Regions from separate parts of the Homo sapiens genome. Here region 1 is linked to region 2. The links are chromatin contacts, found by Hi-C or POLR2A ChIA-PET in ENCODE. All regions are on one chromosome and are shown on one strand. Each heading gives the region's core, a stretch centred on a gene start or an enhancer-like site at or near the end of the contact. The rest is flanking DNA. Distances are from core to core; before and after follow the strand shown. Region 1 has its middle 15 kb from the start of BCAS1-AS1. Region 2 has its middle 66 kb from the start of ZNF217.

What was found. Hi-C counts contacts between places; a loop is a spot of excess contacts on that map. ChIA-PET counts read pairs that join two places held with the same protein, here RNA polymerase II (POLR2A). Pooled maps may share reads with other maps.
Region 1: a loop to region 2 is called in a pooled map, with 4 times the contacts of the local background. The contact joins two enhancer-like sites. A Hi-C loop is called at or near these places in 15 of 37 single-sample maps with no recorded cell type and 10 of 50 pooled maps. POLR2A ChIA-PET finds 5 or more read pairs at or near these places in 11 of 52 experiments (A549, AG04449, CD4-positive, alpha-beta T cell and 8 more).

What each region holds. Positions count from the first base shown.
Region 1 is chr20:53,898,159-53,902,095 of GRCh38, forward strand. No RefSeq gene overlaps it. Among named protein-coding and RNA genes, the nearest start is that of BCAS1-AS1, 15 kb to the right of the region's middle. Within about 2 kb of position 1,678, at least 19 of the 41 ENCODE cell types and tissues checked have a DNase peak (open chromatin) inside an H3K27ac peak, as active enhancers do; they include GM12878 and OCI-LY7, where a contact is called at or near this core.
Region 2 is chr20:53,658,216-53,661,815 of GRCh38, forward strand. No RefSeq gene overlaps it. Among named protein-coding and RNA genes, the nearest start is that of ZNF217, 66 kb to the left of the region's middle. RefSeq lists enhancers at 1,997-2,056, 2,067-2,126, 3,047-3,106. Within about 2 kb of position 1,981, at least 19 of the 41 ENCODE cell types and tissues checked have a DNase peak (open chromatin) inside an H3K27ac peak, as active enhancers do; they include GM12878 and OCI-LY7, where a contact is called at or near this core.

The sequences.
Region 1 (3,937 bases), core at 428-2,927, 240 kb after region 2:
CATGTGGCAGAAAACCCTGGGAGGAGGTGATCACCATTTCCAAGCATTGAAATTCCATAAATAAAAGGCTAGAAGAGGAACTTCTCGGGGGATGATTTAAAAGGTAATGGCATATCTTTGAACAATGAGGATTCCAGGCTGAAATCTCAAGAGGAAGCTTCCTTGTTGTGGTTCTCGACAGGAATAATCCGTTGAGGAAATGATAGAATTCCTTTTAACGTGTCGGTAGGTGAAACAGCAAGAGGAACACAGGCCAATCAGATAATGTGAATTTGTCCTCCAGCAAGTGCTGCACCGGAGCTTAGTGAATGAGTAAGGTTCTCCCAGACTCAGGGCAAAGGGAGCACAGGCTCCACTATAGGCAGCAGTTGATGGAGAACCTCGATTTGGACGGAAGAAAATTCCTGGTTTCTCTTTTTCTGAGGCTGAAGAAGAACAGAAGCTCATCAAATAGAGGAGGGCTGGCTACTCCTGTAGCCATAAAAAGGGAGACGTAGATATTTTCAGCTTTGCAGACCCTCCAGGCTCTGTGTCAACCGCTCACCTCTGCCTTCGTAGACTAAATGCAGTCATAGACATGGGTAAATAATGTGTGTGGCTGTGTTTTAATAAAACTTTATTTGCAGAAACAGGCAGTGCCTAGGGAGCATGGTTTGCTGACGGCTGATCTCAAGAAGCGGGAAAGACGCCCTGTAAAAGAGCGAGGAAATTTAAAGAGAATGGGTTCAAGTACCATCTCTACACTTAACGGCTAGTTAATTAACCTTTGTGAACACTTGGGGTTTTTTTTTGTCCATGAAAAGGGTTAATTGCAGTGCCTCCCTCATGGGTTTGTTCTCAGAATCAAATGGAACAATGTCTGAATAATGCTTATCATAGGCCTGGGTGCACAGAGGTACTAAAATAAGAGAAAGAGTAAAAAGAATGCACATTTTATTATAGTTCTTACCCTATTCTATTGGGTTTATGTAACTGTTTCCTTCACTAGTATGAGCTCCTGAAGTTCAAAAATCCCACTTAGTTAACACACGTCTCCAGTACCCATCATGGTGGCACATGGTGGGTGGTGTTTTGGGTTTGAAAGCAGCACTGGGGATGGGGGTTGGGGGCAGTGGTTTAGTGAGGGAAGGCTCCCATGGGAGTGGGAACCAAGGAAGCAGGACACGGTGGGAGAAGGAGCGAAGCAGAGGTTTTTGTGAACTGGAGTCTAGCTTCAGCCTGATGCCTTGGGGATATACATTGCGTGTATCGGGAGCAGATACTGCACCCCAGCATTAGCTCATGTTGAAGCAAAGGCGCTGGCCTTTCATGGCCTGGAACAGTCAGTTACTGGCTGTAGGCTGGCCTCATTAAGAGTGAGGAGATAATCTCCCAGGTGAATTGGCTTCTGTGCTGCTGAATGAGAGCAGCTGGGAGCTGTTAGCTCTGCCAATGGGGTGGGGGGATGGGTGAGGGGGGCATGACAGCTTCTCTGCAGTGCCCAATTATTGCTTGTTCCATAAAAGCCTATGTGTTCTGTGGTTATGCTCTAAATCACCCGTGAAACACAGCTGGTTTATAGGAAACGGGAGAAGGGCAGAGCCAGGGTGACTAAGTCATCACCTGTCACTCCAAAGATAAATTGTTTAGCTGAGAGGCTGAGCCCAGAGATGGTGAGGAACCTGACTCAAGGATGGTGATGTTCTCTCTTTGCAGGGACAGGAAGTGGCTTCTTTTTTCAGTGGCCTGTGGGCGTTTCCTTTGCCTGGAGGAGTGTGTGGTACCATCCAGACTGAGGGTTGCTGAAATCCCTCACCGGGCTTGACACAAGTGCCAATAATGCCACAGTAACATCTGCCTGGGTTCTGGCATCTGGCGAGAGTGGGATTGAATCCCAGCTCTGCCACTTTAGCCATGTGACCTTGAACCAATGACTTAGCAATATAAGCCTTATTTTCCATGTCTGTAAAATGGGAATAGCAATACTTCCCAATTCTTAGGGCTTTTGTGAGGCTTAGAGTTAATGCTTATAAAATGGCTGGCACTTAATTAAACTCCAATTTCAATACACGGTAATTTTATTTACTTTCTTTGTTATGATGGTGTATTTGTTATGTATTTATAGAAATGGTATTGTTCAGTTAATGTTTCCCAGTTGTCATTTGCATATTACTTTGGATTTTTGCCATATCTGTTGCCACCTGTACTATTATTTATTTAGCATACATTAGTTGACTCTTGAAAATAAAACTTAAATAGTTTTAATAGGACCAGGGCAATAAGGGGTTTGGATGGGCTAGTGCTTGGCCTATGATAAGTATGCTATGAATGGGAGCTACTATTATCATCAACACTGACATTAAATGACTCTTAGTTTTGTATCCTATCTGGGAATTTGCATTGACTCATTTCATTTCTTCCTTTTAGAATCAAGTTGCTTGCATTCTCTCCATTGGATGAGGTCACGTCTTTACTCCTGCCTGAGCTAATTGATGTATTCTTAAAGTGGCTTGCTTGGCTAAGAATTTCATGCATAGTATCAGGGGATTTTTTCTTTCCTCTGTTAAATAACTTGGGCTCTGACAGATTACAAGGAAGTTATTACTCAGAGCTAAGTGCTCAAAACTGATTGTAGGGAGCAGTGGAAATTCCCCTTCCTTGCCTAAAATAACTGGAACTGGAACATGACAATATGAGCTTTGTCCAGGCTTGAAACAATATCCTTTCCAAGTGAATTTTGTACGGAAATACTTACCAATATATAGTGGTAGTTCTCACTGACAGGCTAGAAAAAGGTTAGTCATTCCCCGTATTCCATAGCTAAAAGGGCCATTGTTAGGGACAATAAGCCCCCGAGGAGTGAAATTTAAGCATGTGGACATAGTAATATTGGACTTACCTGACTTCTCCCTGCCCCTTATCCCATTTGATTCCTTCACTATCAAAAGAATCTAATTCCGGAAATAGACATGCTCTCCATTTGTTTGATTATTTTTATTGCAAGTATGTTTGTGACAACCTTCCCCTGAACACCCCCGAGCAGGTCCTGAGGAAACGGGAGAAGGAAATGCTCAGGTCCTTATAGTAGATGCGAGTTCAGAGTAGCTGACTCAGATGAATGTCCGTGAGTTCAAATTCCACAGCAGTTTTTAATCCCATGTCTTGAGCTGTTTCAGAAGGTTGATAATTAGCAAGGGCATGTGTCCAGCCCTCGCAGACTCAGGATGTAAAGATCTGGAGATTTTGTTGGAGTGAGTATTCCATTGCTGAACTGTTATGCTCATTATTACAGATTAAAAAAATAAACTGGGCAAGATCTTGTGAAGTGCTTCACTCTGTTTTTTTTTTGTTGTTGTTTTTGTTAATAAAAATTTCTTATTAAAAAAAATTTAAGGCTAAGTGGAAAAGGGGGGCAGGAATAAAAGTGGGAATCCGTCAATGAGCTTTTTTTGTTATTATAAGCTCCAAGAAATTTTGTTAGTGCTGGTCATATTAGCTAGTGTTAAGATTTTCTCAAGGCCTGAAATCTACTGCATGCAATTTATTAAGCTGCAGCACCCGTGCCAGGAAACATTCCCCTCTAAAGGAAGAAGGAGGCGGAGTGTAAGGGTTATTTTGATTTACCTTTCCTGGCTGAGGTCTCTGAAATCACTCTCAACACAACAGGCTTCCTCTTTTGGGGAGGGTCTCCCTCTCCCACCAACCTTGCAGGTTCAGGAGGGAGGCCCTGGGGGGCAGGAATTTGCTCCACCCACTAAGTGAGGCCAGATGATTCTGGCATTTAGTGGAGTGGCAGGTGGGACTTCAGAGCTCACTAAAGTCTTTCCTTGCTTTTCCCTCTTCCGTGTCTCTCATCAATGCAGAGGAGTCACATCTTTAGGCTCCTAGAATGGATATGACTCCAACTCTGCCATCCCAAGCTTGGCAGGGGTAATAGTAGGAATGAGAGGGAAATACC
Region 2 (3,600 bases), core at 731-3,230:
TAACACTTTCTTTTTATACTTATCCCCTAAATCTCCAATTAAGTAAACCTTACCCTAGCTGACACTCCCTCAGTTTCTTCAAATCTTTTAGTCATCTTTCTTGAGGGCATTTAATGTTTTTCCTACTTTAAATTCACGCTCTTGCTAAAGACCATCTATGTAAGATAGGTGCACTATTCATGGCACAATTATGCGGTTCCCAGTTAAAATGTGATAAGGGAAGTTATAGCTGGATTCTCCTATGATGTAATGTAGTCTTTGAATGACACTTTAAACAGTCACAGCTTTTCTCCATTGGGATCCCCATTCTGCCCCTCAAAGCTGTGTGATCTTGGGTACCTCTTCACACTTCAGTTTTGCCATCTGTAAAATGGGTATAGCAATGGTATCAAACCTTAAGCGGCATTACGGAGGCCAAATATGCTAATGTGTATGTTTGGTGTAGAGTAAGCCCCAAATAAAGACTAGCCATTGTTTTCGTGGCCATTTTTTGTCTGTTGAGAAACTGTTAATGCAGCAACTTTCTCCGGGTTAGAGTTGGATTAACTAACAAGCTTCTGAGGAAAATATTAAAATTTCCCGTGATTTTCCACAGTGGCTATTTAATATATATTACATCAAGCAAGCAGGTAAAGAAAAGCAATACTTTCAGGTGTAAATACAGCACCTGGATTGGGTTGATTTTGGTAATTCGGTTTTTTTCCTTAGACAAAGCTAGGTTTTCAAGCCAAACAGTACACAGCTGTAGAAAACAGTCACTTAAAATTTCAAAAGGTTGCTCTGTATGTGTAATTACTATTATTATTATTATTTCAGACAGAGTCTTGCTCTGTCGCCCAGACTGGAGTGCAGTGGTGTGATCTCGACTCACTGCAACGCTCAAGGGATTCCCATGCCTCAGCCTCCTGAGTAGCTCGGTGTAAAATTACAGGCATGTGCCACCACGCCCGGCTAATTTTTGTATTTTTAATAGAGATGGGGTTTCGCCATGTTGGCTAGGCTGTTCTGGAACTCCTAACCTCAAGTGATCCGCCCACTTCGGCCTCCCAAGGTCCTGAGATGACAGGTGTGAGCCACCTTGCCCGGCCCCGTATGTGTAATTATGTATCTACTTTTATTCTTGATGTTGTTTATAAGTACATTCCCTCTTGTTTTTCTTACTCATTCTTACCAATGGACTTAAACTTAATTTTATTGGACTTTACAAAGAATGAGTGATTTTTTTTTTTTTTTTTGAGACGGAGACCCCGTCGCCCAGACTGGGGTACAGTGGCGCAATCTCGGCTCACTGCAAGCTCCGCCTCCCGGGTTCACGCCATTCTCCTGCCTCAGCTTGCCGAGTAGCTGGGACTACAGGCGCCCCGCCCGGCTAATTTTTTGTATTTTTAGTTTAGACGGGGTTTGTTTCACCCTGTTAGCCAGGATGGTCTCCATCTCCTGACCTCATAATCGGCCCGCCTTGGCCTCCCAAAGTGCTGGGATTACAGGCGTGAGCCACCGCGCCCAGCCGAATCAGTGATTTTACTGATCAAAAAGTATTGGTTGTTTTTTATTTATGTGACAACTTCCGCTCTTAAGTTTATGAATTCCTTTGTATATTAGATTATGGAAGTGTCTTTAAGAAATAAATACAATTTTAAAATATCTATCTACAGGTAATATCCACATCTCTATGTCTATCGATAGAGAATAACATTTAGGGAAACGGAGAGGGGAGAGGGAGCTAGAATGGAAAGGGCACCTCACAGATGATTTCTCCCCTAACAAATTTTTGTTTTGTTTTGTTTTGCTTTGAGATTTTACTTTTTTGCAAGAAGAATCTATTTAGGTATTAGTTGAATTTTTCATCGGTCAGGTCCAAAGAACAAGGGGGGGTGGGGAGGGGACGGCGGGAGAGTGTGGCAGGGTGTGGGCGGGGCAGGAAGAAATGGGGGCCCACCCTGAAGGCTTTCTTAGGTCCTTTTCTCAGCCATTTTCCTCCTTCCCCAACCGGAGAATTGCCCCGCGTGTGCAAGGAGCGGCGTGCCTCCACGCAGCAGCAACAACAACAGCCGCGCGAGTGGCCGCAGCGTCCACGCCGCCCGCGAGTGGCCGCAGCGTCCACGCCGCCAGCGCAAAGTCGGTGCGCACAGCCTGGCGCGAGTTCGAAGCTGGAGAGGGCTGTAAAATAGATTGGGGGGCGGGGGAGACCACGTGATTTTCTGGAACGCTGGCTCGCCTCTTTATTTTGATTCTCGAGTAAACTTACAATCCCCAAAATGCGTTGAGGGCATCGGAAAGAGTAAAGTCACGTTCCGCTGGAAAGGATCACTTCTTAAGTTCACATGAACCTATTCTTTGATCCTCCTTCATTGCTGCTTAAGATTTACTTCTCTTTCAAATCAAATAATGTGTTTCTTTCTCATTCTGAGAAAAGCTTTCAAGATGTGATTTCCCTTTTGAAACACTTTGAAGTCTTTCCCCAGCACATCCTTTCTTAAAGGGATTTGGTAAGAGGAGATAGGCCTGGAGGCCAGGGCATTTTAAAGTCACTTTCCAAATACCCTGTGTTCCCTTAAAGAGTCTTGAATTGAAACATCCCAGCTGCTGGAAGACGTTTCCAAATGTGACTCTGTGGCTGCAACACCCTAATGTCTTCTCTCCTAGGACCCTGGTGGGTCATAAAGACAGACAGAGCAGAAAGGAAGCCTTTAGTTTTTTAAGTAAAGCCACTTCCATGGGCTTCCTAAAACAACAAGGATTCTCACATTTAGTTAGTCCTCTCTGTTAGGACATCAAGGGAGAAACAGCTGAAATCCAGGGCTGAACATTTCCTGGCGCGGCTAGATTTGAAGCTTCCAGTATGTGGAGTATCACCTTCATTCCCTCTGGGGGCGTCTATATGGTTTGTGCCAGGTGGGAGCACCTGCCCCGTGGTGGCCAAAAATACTGACAGCAATTCAAGCTTCTCACTTCCGAATGAGATGTTTGTACACGAAGTGACCTTTAATTGTGTCTTAGAAACTCATGTCAGATCAACATGTGGTTTCACTTATTCAGGAGAGGTTATTACATTTCAAGCTGTTTTGTGTTAGTTTTTAGCATTTAAATGAAGTATTTTCTCTTTCATATATTTGATGTGGCTCAAAGAAGCTTGCTTCTTTTTCTTTTTTTTCCTTCATAGATTTTATTGTTTGATTAGATCTTTTTGTCAAGTCAGATCAAAGATGGCTTTTCCTTTCTTTAGGAGAGAGATCTTTTATGAAAACAAATCAATAGAACAGATTTCACAGTAAAGAGGCATTTTGTTTAAAAGATTTTGAAAAGAGGAAAAAGATTACAATGAGGGTAGAAGAGAGATGTTTTTATTTTTGTATTCTATTTGTCTGTCAAAGAGTTAGATGAAAGCAAATACTTTGGCATTCTCAACTTCAGATTTACTGTGGGGAGGCTTTGCAGACTCAGCTAGATAGACACATCCTTATAGAAGAATTCACTTTACCTTTTAGCATCTGGGAATATCCGAGAGCTGGTGGCTCCTCCCTACCTATCCCTGCTCCCTCCTAAGATGATGTAGATGCTGGATTCTTGGCTTTTTGGCATCTTTTTCAGATGAACTCC